Linked DNA regions of Homo sapiens: region 1 is linked to region 2. The links are chromatin loops, found by intact Hi-C in ENCODE. Cell type or tissue: tibial artery. All regions are shown on one strand. Links, peaks and the distances in the headings refer to the core of each region. The heading gives the core; the rest is flanking DNA. Region 1 has its middle 87 kb from the start of MIR3974. Region 2 has its middle 180 kb from the start of MIR3974.

Region 1 (5,389 bases), core at 77-5,076, 92 kb before region 2:
TTCGGCCTCCCAAAGTGCTGGGATTACAGGCGTGAGCCATCGCGACCGTCCTGTTGTATTACTTATAAATGTTTCTCTTACTTCCTCTGATTTTATTTGCATTTTTTCTCTTTTTTTCTTAGTCTGGCTAAAATTTATCAATTGTATCTTTTCACTATTGATTTTGTTTATCTTCCCTATGTTTTTGTCTCAGTTTTGCTTAGTTCCCTTTTGTGTTTATTATTTATTTCCTTCTACTAACTATGGGTATAGTTTTCTCTTGCTTTTCTGGTTCTTTAAAATGAATCATAAAGTTGTTTATTTGAAATTTTTCTACTATTTTGATCTAGGCATTTATTGCTATGAATTTCCCTTTTAGTATTACTTCTGATGTATCCTAGAAGTCTTGGTATGTTGTATTTCTCTTTTTGTTTGTTTCAAATAAACCTTAAAAATTTCTCAATTTCTTTATTGATCCAATGGTTATTTAGGAGCATGTTTTTTAATAGCCATGTATTTTTACAGTTTCTAAAGTAGATTTTCTTGTTGATTAATAGTTTCATCTCATTTTGGTTGGAAAAGATGCTTGATATAATTTCCATTAAAAAATTTGACCTGTTTGTAGCATAGCATATAGTTTATCCATATATATATATGTCTGTGTGTGTGTGTGTGTGTGTGTGTGATGTCTTCTGGTAGTAGGCTTTAATTTTTTGCTTTTTATTTTCCGTGTATCTCTTATAGGTTTTTCCTTGTGGTTACCATGAGGCTTCCAAAAAACATTTTATAACCAATTATTTAAACTAATTACAACTTTTAAATTCCCTTCTTTGTCCTTGACCTTTGAGAGTTTGATTATTATATGCCTTGAGGTAGGCTTATTTGGGTAAAATCTGTTTGGTATTCTTTGACCGTATTGTACCTGGATATTCATATGTTTCTCTGGGTTTGGAAAGTTATCTGTCATTATTTCTTTGAATAAACTTTCTACAAATCACAAATAAGAATAAAAAACCAAAACTAAAACTACAAAACTTGACACTTTTACTCCAACCCCTCCATCCCCTAATTACTTGCTGTTTTCTGTATATCTTTCACTACAGGCCCACAGTCTCTGAGACCAGTGCTGTGTCAATGCTTGCCAAAGGACAGAAGTAATTATGGCCTGACTGGCACTCAAATTTATTTGGGGCCCCAGGCCACCATAGTCCGCTGGTGATGAAGTGTGCTGGGACTAGGCTTCTTCATACTGGACAGAGGATTCCCCTCTAGACTAGTGCTAGTCTAAATGCTCCTTCTATGAGCACTGACAGAATTCTGACCAGTGTCTTATTTCATTTTGACAGGGCAGTAGTGAATTCTATTGCAAAGTTCCACACACTTTTCTCTCCCTTCCTGTATTAGTTCGTTTTCATGCAACAGATAAAGACATACCCAAGACTGGGAAGAAAAAGAGGTTTAATTGGACTTACAGTTCCACGTGGCTGGGAAGGCCTTAAATCATGGTGGGAGGCAAAAGGCATTTCTTACATGGCAGTGGCAAGAGAAAATGAGGAAGAAGCAAAAGTGGAAACTCTTGACCAACCCATCAGATCTTGTGAGACTTATTCACTATCATGACAATGGCACAGGAAAGATTCAATTACCTCCCCTTGGGTCCCTCCCACAAAACGTGGGGATCCTGGGAGATAGATAGAATTCAAGTTGAGATTTGGGTGGGGACACAGCCAAACCATATCATTCCAACTCTGGCCCCTCTAAATCTCATGTCCTCACATTTCAAAACAATTGTGCCTTCCCAACAGTCCCCCAAAGTCTTAATTCATTTCAGCATTAGCCCAAAAGTCCATAGTCTAAAGACTCATCTGAGACAAGGCAAATCCCTTCCACCAATCAGCCTGTAAAATCAAAAGCAAGCTAGTTACTTCCTAGATACAATGGAGGTACAGGCATTGGGTAAATACACCTGTTTTAAATGGGAGAAATTGGCCAAAACAAAGAGTTACAGCACCCATGCAAGTCTGAAATACAGCAGGGCAGTCAAATTTTAAAGCTCCAAAATTATGTCCTTTGACTCCAGATCTCACGTCCAGGTCACACTGATGCAAAAGGTAGATTCCCATAGTCTTGGGCAGTAACACCCCTGTGGCTTTGCAAGGTACAGCCTCCTTCTCTACTGCTTTCACAGTCTGGCGTTGAGTGTCTGTGGCTTTTCCAGACACACGGTGCAAGCTGTCAGTGGGCCTACCATTCTGGAGTCTGGAGGACAGCTCCACTAGGCAGTGCCCCAGTAGGGAATCTGTGTTGGGACTCCAACCCCACATTTTCCTTCCACACTGCCTTAGCAGAAATTCTCCATGAGGGACCCACCCCTGCTGCAAACTTCTACCTGGGCATCCAGGCATTTCCATGTGTCTTCTGAAATCTAGGCAGAGGCTCCCAAACCTCAATTCTTGACTTCTGTGCACCCGCAGACTCAAGACCACATGGTAGCTGCCAAAGTTTGGGGCTTGCACCCTCTGAAGCCACAGACTGAGCTGTACATTAGCCCCTTTCAGCCACAGATGGAGCAGCTGGGACACAGGACACCAAGTCCCTATGGTGCACGCAGGATGGGGACCCTGGACCCGGCCCATGAAACAACTTTTTTCTCCCGGGCCTCCAGGCCTGTAATGGGAGGGGCTGTCGTGAAGGTCTCTGACATGGCCTGGAGACGTTTTCCTCATGGTCGTGGGTATTAACGTTAGGCTTCTTGCTATTTATGCTAATTTCTGCAGCCAGCTTGAATTTCTCCCCCGAAAATTGGTTTTCTCAAATCTCTACTAAAAATTTTGCATAGTCAGGCTGCAAATTTTCCAAACCTTTTTGCTCTGCTTCTTTTATAAAACTGAATGCCTTTAACAGCACCCAAGTCATCTCAAGTCATCTCTTGAATGCTTTGCTGCTTGGAAATTTTTTCCAACAAATACCGTAAATCATCTCTCTCAAGATCAAATTCCACAAATATCTAGGGCAGGGGCAAAATGCTGCCATTCTCTTTGCTAAAACATAACAAGAGTCACCTTTGCTCCAGTTCCCAACAAGTTCCCCATCTCTATCTGAGACCACTTCAGCCTGGACCTTATTGTCCATATCACTATCAGCATTTTGGGAAAAGACTCTAGGAAGTTCCAAACTTTCCCACATTTTCCTGTCTTCTTCTGAGCCCTTCAAACTCTTCCAATCTCTGCCCGTTACCAGTTCCAAAGTCACTTTGACATTTTCAAGGATCGTTTCAGCAATGCCCCAATCTACTGGTACCAATTTACTGTATTAGTCCGTTTTCACACAGCTGATAAAGACGTACCCGAGACTGAGAAGAAAAAGAGGTTTAATGGGATTTACAATTCCATATGGCTGGGGAGGCCTCAGAATCATGAAGGGAGGCAAAAAGCACTTCCCACATGGTGGTGGCAAGAGAAAATGAGGAAAAAATATAAGCAGAAATCCCTGATAAACCCATCAGATCTCATGACACTTACTCACTATCAGGAAAATAGCACGGGAAAGACTGGCCCCCATGACTCAATTACCTCACCCTGGGTCCCTCTCACAACATGTGGGAATTCTGGGAGATACAATTCAAGTAGAGATTTGGGTGAGGACACAGTTAAACCGTATCACTTCCCCAAGTGCACAGACGATCTCTTTGAGCTGCACTGCCTTGGGATGGGGGAGAGGTGGCGTAGAGAATACAAGATTTTTCTTTGTACCTTCTTCGATGTGTCTTTTGTTATTATGTTTAAAAAACAGATATTTTCATTGCTCACTTGATACTGGGGTGCGGTGGGGAGGATTTCAAAGGTGCCTTCCTGCACAGATAGTTGTTCAATTTGGTATTCTTTTGTGGGGATCATCACTGGATGATTCTATTCAGCCCTCTTGCCATGATTCTTTCTAGTATTTTAAATGAAGAGACACTTAAATATTGCTGCTGTTATATTTGTTCTGGCCTCTTAGGGACATCAATTATCACATATAGTCACCATATTCTCTTTTGTTATGAATAATACTTTTCCTCTCGTTTCTTTTTATTCTTTCAGTCATTTTCATATGCAACTCCTAATGTAGTAGCAAAATTTTAATTTTAATTTTGCTATTGTGTCTTTATTTTTTTAAATATCTTTATCTATGCAAATTCCATTTCATCTCATCCATTCTCTATTTGATCTTCATAAACTTTGTTGCCATAAAAAAATCTATAGTTATATTTTATGCACTACACACTTTAAGGATTTCAAACATTCTTATACAATTATCTTCTAGATAATGCATTAGACATTTTTCAAAAGAATTTTCTTCCTCTCATTACTCTGGATGTTTATAACTGTGACAAAGCTTCACTGAGCCTGTATTTTTGTTTGTTGCTGGGCAAGTTTCTTTATTGGCCAGCATCACTCAACATTCATGATATATGATTTTCCTTGTTGGCTGTTATTTTTTTGTGCAGATCCAATTCCCTTCTCAAGTCATCCTGTGGAGAGAAGGTTGATGACACAGATCTCAGATCACTTCTGGTCTGGTAGAAGACTTTCACATAGAACACCTCTGGTACAATGTGAGTCATCTTTTTGCTGTCCCCTGTGTCTGTTTCTGTTCTAATCTGATATGACAGAAAACTTAAAAAGCTAAAACTCCCTCTAGAAATATTTATTTTTCACTCTGCTTCACTTGACCTACAACTTCCAGAATCTATTATGGTACAATAATATTTCTTTCAAATAATGTTTTTATAATTTGCAATCTCTGCCAGAATACAGAATTTTGTGACATATATCAGCATTCTGACTACCCTTTACTTTCTTTTTTGAAGTAAGAAGTACAAATCCTAAACAAAATGTGAAAGTTTTTTTATTTCCTGCTGTTTTAAACAGATAAAGCAGATTTAAACTAGATATAGATAGAATAATTCCTATTGATGTTGATTTGTTTTTATTTTCACTTCAAATTATATGCATAAGCCAATTCCAGATATATTAATTGAAACTTTCAAGGGAAGAGCGGAAAAGTGTATTTTTAATTACTACTCTCAAAGATATTGATTCCAACTTTTGGTAAAGAACTATATAATAGAGAGGTATCTCATTTTTTAGTTGGTATAAGAACCCCATCCTCTAAATCATTAGTGAGGAAATGAGAACTGTACATACACACTTTTTTTCATATGATTTTGTTTTATGAGAAGAATCCAGAAAATAACGACCTGTCAAAGTCAAAGTTAAATTTTCTTTATCTGGCTGCACTTTTCTTAGTTAGAGGTTCCTAACTACATTTTGGTGCTATATTGTCTTAGTATTAGATATAACTGTGAGGTTCTGTTCTTCTCCCTTTTGCATCATAATAGTTTTAGCCAAAGTTTAGAATACTATAT
Region 2 (5,389 bases), core at 106-5,105:
CAGCAGTAGCTTCTATCTCAACAACCCACTTTTCTTTGCTCATCTTTAAGTAGCAATTGCTCATCCATTAACACGTTCTTATGTGATCTCAGCAATTTAGCAAACAGCTTCAGGCTCCAATTTTTATTGTAGTTCTCTTGCTATTCTTATTGCATCTGTAGTTCCTTAATCCACTGAAGAATTGCAACCACCACATTCATTCCAGGAGGTTGGATTCAGCTTCTTCCAACCTCCTGTTAACATTGATATTTCTACCTCATTTCATGAATCACAGATCTTCTTAATGCCATCTAGGCTGATGCATCCTTTCCAGAAGACTTTATGTTTACTTTGTCTAGATCCATTAGAGGAATCACTATTTATGGCAGCTATAGCCTTACAAACATATTTCTTAAATAATAAGACTTGAAAGTCAAAATTATTTATTTTTGAGACAGAGTCTTACTCTGATGCCCAGGCTGGAGTGCAATGGCATGATCTTGGCTCACTGCAACCTCTGCCTCCCAGGTTTAAGTGACTTTCCTGCCTCAACCTCCTGAGCAGCTGGTATTACAGGCACCTGACACTACGCCCAGCTAATTTTTGTATTTTTAGTAGAGATGGGGTTTCACCATAATGGCCAGGCTGGTCTTGAACTCCTGACCTCAGGTGATCCACCCACCTCGGCCTCCCAAAGTGCTGAGTGTGAACCACTGCACCTGGTCAAGATTATTTCTTGAGCCATGGGCTACCAAATAGATGTTGTGTTAGCAGGCATAAAAATAACATAGATCTTCTGGTACAGTTCCATCAGAGCTCTTGAGTGATTATATGCTTTGTCAATGAGCAGTAATATTTTGAAAGGAATATTTTTCTGAGCAGTATGTCTCAATGATGAATTTAAAACATTCAGTTAACCATGCTAAACATATACATATGCTCATATCCATGCTTTCTTGTTCCATTCATTTATAGAGCACAAACAAAAAAATAACATAACATAATTCTTAAGGGGCCTAGGATTTTTGGAATGGCAAAGGGTCATTGGTTTCAACTTAAGTCACAGCTACATTAGTCACTAACAAGAGATTCAGCTTGATTTTTAAAGCTTTGAAGCTATCATTGATTTCTCATCCTCAGCTCTAAAAGTCCTAGATTGCATCTTTTTCCAATATTAGGCTACTTCCTTTACATTTAATATCTTTTATTTAGTATAGCCATCTTTATCAATAACCTTACCTAGATATTCTGGATAACCTGCTGTATCTTCTACATCAGCATCTGCTGCTTCACTTTGTACTTTTATGTTATAGAGATGGCTTTAAAGGAGTTAGTTAGCTTGCTTTAGGCCTACAGTAAGGGAAAGGTCCCTGAGAACCTCTGACCCACCAGACAAGTGCTTATAGCAGATATTTTGTACAGGTAAGGGAACTTGCACAGGAGCCTTGCCTAAAAATGCCCATATTGAAACATTTTGTTTCTTCACACATACAGAGTAAAGGAAATAAATCAGCGTGGAGCAGCTCAGTCTAAGGGCCCACATGCACACTGGAAGGATGGGGTGGAGCCACTAGGAATTTGTGCCTTAAACCCTAGCATTCAACTATGAAGGGGGGCAACCAGAAACCTACTTTCAAGACCCTCTCTTTGCTTGAGAGCTTCCTTTTGCTTAATAAATTATATTCCACTCACCCTCTGGTGTCCATGCACCTAATTTTTCCTGGTCATGAGACAAGAACCCAGACCTAGCTGAGCTAAGGAGAAGAAATCCTACATCAGCTTCTTTCTTTAAACCTCATGAACCAACCTCAGCTAGCTACCAACTTTCCTTCTGCTGATGGCTCACCATTCTTGGGCTTCTAGAATTAAAGAGAGTTAGGGCATTTCTCCGGATTAGGCTTTGGTTTAAAGGAATGTGGTGGTTGGTTTGATCTTCTATCCAGGCCACTCAGTTTTTTCTCCATTTCCACAATAGGACTGTTTGCTTTCTTGTCATTTGTGTGTGTTCACTGGAATCTCACTTTTAATTTCCTTCAAGAACTTTTCCTTTGCATTTGCAGCTTAGCTAACCATTTTGCACAAGAGGCCTAACTTTTGGCCTATCTTGGCTTTCAACATGTCTTCCTCACTAAGCTTAATAATTTCTAGCTTTTGAGTTAAAGTGAGATCTGTGACTCTCTTTTTTTTACTTGAACACCAAAAAATCATTGAAGAGTTATCAATTGGCCATTTTTAAATGTTAATTTTTAATTTTTGTGGGTGCATAGTAGTGTATATATTTATAGGGTACATGAGATATTTTGATACAAGCATGCAATGTGTAATAATCATATTAGGGTAAATGGGGTATCCATCATGTCAAGCTTTTATTCTTTATGTTACAAATAATCCTATTACACTCGTTTAGTTATTTTAAAATGTATAATTAAATTGTTATTGACTATAGTCACCCTGCTGTGCTATCAAATACTAGTTCTTATTCTTTCTTTCTAAGTATTTTTGTACCCATTAACTATCCCCACTTTTCTTCCACTGCTCCCCTCAACTACCCTTCTCAGCCTGTGGTAGCCTTCCTTCTACTCTCTATTTTCATGAGTTCCATTGTTTTCTTTTAGCTTCCACAAATAAGTAAGAACTTGCAAAGTTTGTCTTTCTGTGCCTGGTTTATTTCACTAAACATAATGATCTCCAACTCCATCTACATTGTTGCAAATAACAGGATCTCATACTTTTTTATGGCTAAATAGTACTTAATTGTGTATAAGTACTAAATTCTCCTGTTCATTGAGATTCATTTGTTCATGGACACTTAGGTTGCTTCCAAATCTTCACTATTGTGAATAGTGCTGCAGTAAACATGGGAGTGTAGTTATCTCTCTGATAGACTGATTTCTGTTCTTTTGGGTATATACTCAGCAGTGTGATTCCTGGGTAACATGGTAGCTCTAATTTTAGTTTTTTTGAGAAACCTCCAAACTGTTCTCCATAGTGGTTGTACTAATTTACATTTCCACCAACAATATATGAGGGTTCCCTTTCCTCCACATCCTCACTAGTATTTCTTGTTGCCTGTCTTTTGGATAAAAGTCAGTTGACTTATTTTAATATTGTTGTGTCTCACGGAATAGGGAAGCCCAATGAGAAGCAGAGAGACAAGGGAATGACCAATTGGTGGAACAATCAGAACACAAAAATATTTATCAATTAAAGTATTTGTCTTACTTGGTGATTACAGTTGAAATATTAACATCAAAAATCACTGATTACAGATCACCACAACAGATAATAATAATAGTTTGAAATAATGTGAGAATTACCAAAATATGACAAAAAGATACAGTGAGCACATGTTGGAAAAATTGCACCAATAGACTTGCTTGACTCAGGCAGAATACCTACAAACTTTTTTTTTTTTTTGAGACAGAGTCTCACTCTGCTGCCCAGGCTGGAGTGTAGTGGTGCGATCTCGGCTTACCGCAAGCTCCGCCTCCCAGGTTCACACCATTCTCCTGCCTCAGCCTCCCAAATAGCTGGAACTACAGGCATGCGCCACCTCGCCTGGCTAATTTTTTGTATTTTTAGTAGAGACGGGGTTTCACGGTGTTAGCCAGGATAGTCTCCATCTCCTGACCTTGTGATCCGCCCGCCTTGGCCTCCCAAAGTGCTGGGATAACAGGCGTGAGCCACTGCGCCCGGCCACACAAACTTTTAATTTGTAAAAAGCACAGTATCTGCAACACACAATAATGTGAAGTGCAATAAAATGAGGTGTGCCTGTAGTTACTGTCTCTAGCAGCTTCTGCTCTTGGTAATTTGTAATTGTCTTTTTTGCCTATCTGCAGTTTTTCAGAATTGGTTTGCCCAAACTTTGATGATTTAATGTATCTGAGAATTGCTGATGTTGAATTTTTTTCATTTTTTCAGCTTTTTTCTTGTTGTGGGTTGAGAGTGATGACTTCCAAACTCTCTAGCTGTCAAAGAGGAAACCGGACATTTCTATAACACATTTTGAAAGGAAATAACTGCCCTTTGAAATTCTATAATATATGGAAAGAATGATATTTCAATATCTAAAAATAGAAAAGTTAGAAGTAACATTATGCTAAAAGGCATATTCTTGTTTCAGGACACTTACATAGCATGTTAGATACATGTTCAAAAACTAGGATAAATTCAACTAGTGAACAACATATAGACTTGAACCCAGAGTTTATCAACCTTTCAAATATATGGCAGCAGGACACCAAAATAAGTACAGTGGTTTCAATTGCCTACATAGTCCTTACCAACCGATAGCATGCTCAGCTTCTAGAAATCAAAATATTGCTAAATTCTACTTTAGTCAGATAATATGTGCAACAGCCTGAATGTTTTACTTTTCTCAAAATTCACATGTTGAAATACTAACCCTCAAGGTGATGGCATTAGGAAGTGGGCCTTTTGGGAGGTGATTTGATGATAAAAGTAGAGCCATTATGAATGGGATTAGTGCCTTTATAAAGAGGTCTGAGGAAACATGCAATCCTAATTCACCATTTGAGGACATAGGAAGATGGTGCAATCTATGAGAAAGCAGGCCCTTACCAGACACCAAATCTGTCAGCACCTTAAACTGGAACTTTCCAGCCTCCAAAACTGTGAAGTATAGGTTTGTTTATAACCTGTCTACTTTACGGTATTATTCTTCTAGTAGCCCAAGTGGACTAAGATGATATAGAAAATTTCCATTTAAATTTAAGCATTTTATTCTATAGTCATATTGAAAAACAACTTTATTGATTCGATAAATTTAAAAAATTCAATTCCCTTTTCTGAAGACAGCCATTATTAATCCATATATCTTATTTCTGTCAAGATAGATATTATATATTATTTGTAGTGTAAAGAAAATGATTGTGGTGTGGGTTAAGGAGGACTTGTCTGAATCTCAATTTGGTTGTTATTTACCTATAAGGTATTAGGCAAATTGCTTAACTTTTTGGATTTTTGGTTTCTATTCTGTAACATAATGGATGTTGCAATAAAGAGGGTAGGTTAGATGACACCTAAGTTTATTTCTAATGTCAATAATTTATAATATTTATCTCCTTTTATTTACATCTTTTTAAATCAAGCAACCTGAACATTTACTTATTTTTTTGAAATAACAATCAATGAGCAAAGTGCTAAGTGAACATGAACTGGAGCAATGAAAGCCTACATTATTGTGTTGAACACTTATTTTTATTGTACATTTGAATTTTAAGATTTAAATAAAAATAAGGGTATATTATCAACAATGATTAAATATCTATTTCTTAACATAATATCTATTTTAAATTATAAAAATACATATCATTTACTAAGAAAGACATTAATTTTGGGAGAAAGATTAATTCCTTAAAAGGTCCTCTATATTTCAGAGCATAAA

Evidence for each region. Peaks named below come from ENCODE experiments on the same cell type or tissue, not always from the same donor. Only the 100,000 strongest peaks of a DNase experiment are listed, where the experiment ranks them.
Region 1: a loop joins it to region 2, with 4 times the contacts of the local background. A loop is called at or near these places in 106 of 110 quality-filtered maps.

What each region holds. Positions count from the first base shown.
Region 1 is chr12:17,757,618-17,763,006 of GRCh38, forward strand. No RefSeq gene overlaps it. Among named protein-coding and RNA genes, the nearest start is that of MIR3974, 87 kb to the left of the region's middle. In tibial artery, for the core only: no CTCF peak of the experiment used is centred there; a DNase peak (open chromatin) is centred at 2,468.
Region 2 is chr12:17,849,385-17,854,773 of GRCh38, forward strand. No RefSeq gene overlaps it. Among named protein-coding and RNA genes, the nearest start is that of MIR3974, 180 kb to the left of the region's middle. In tibial artery, for the core only: no CTCF peak of the experiment used is centred there; no DNase peak of the experiment used is centred there.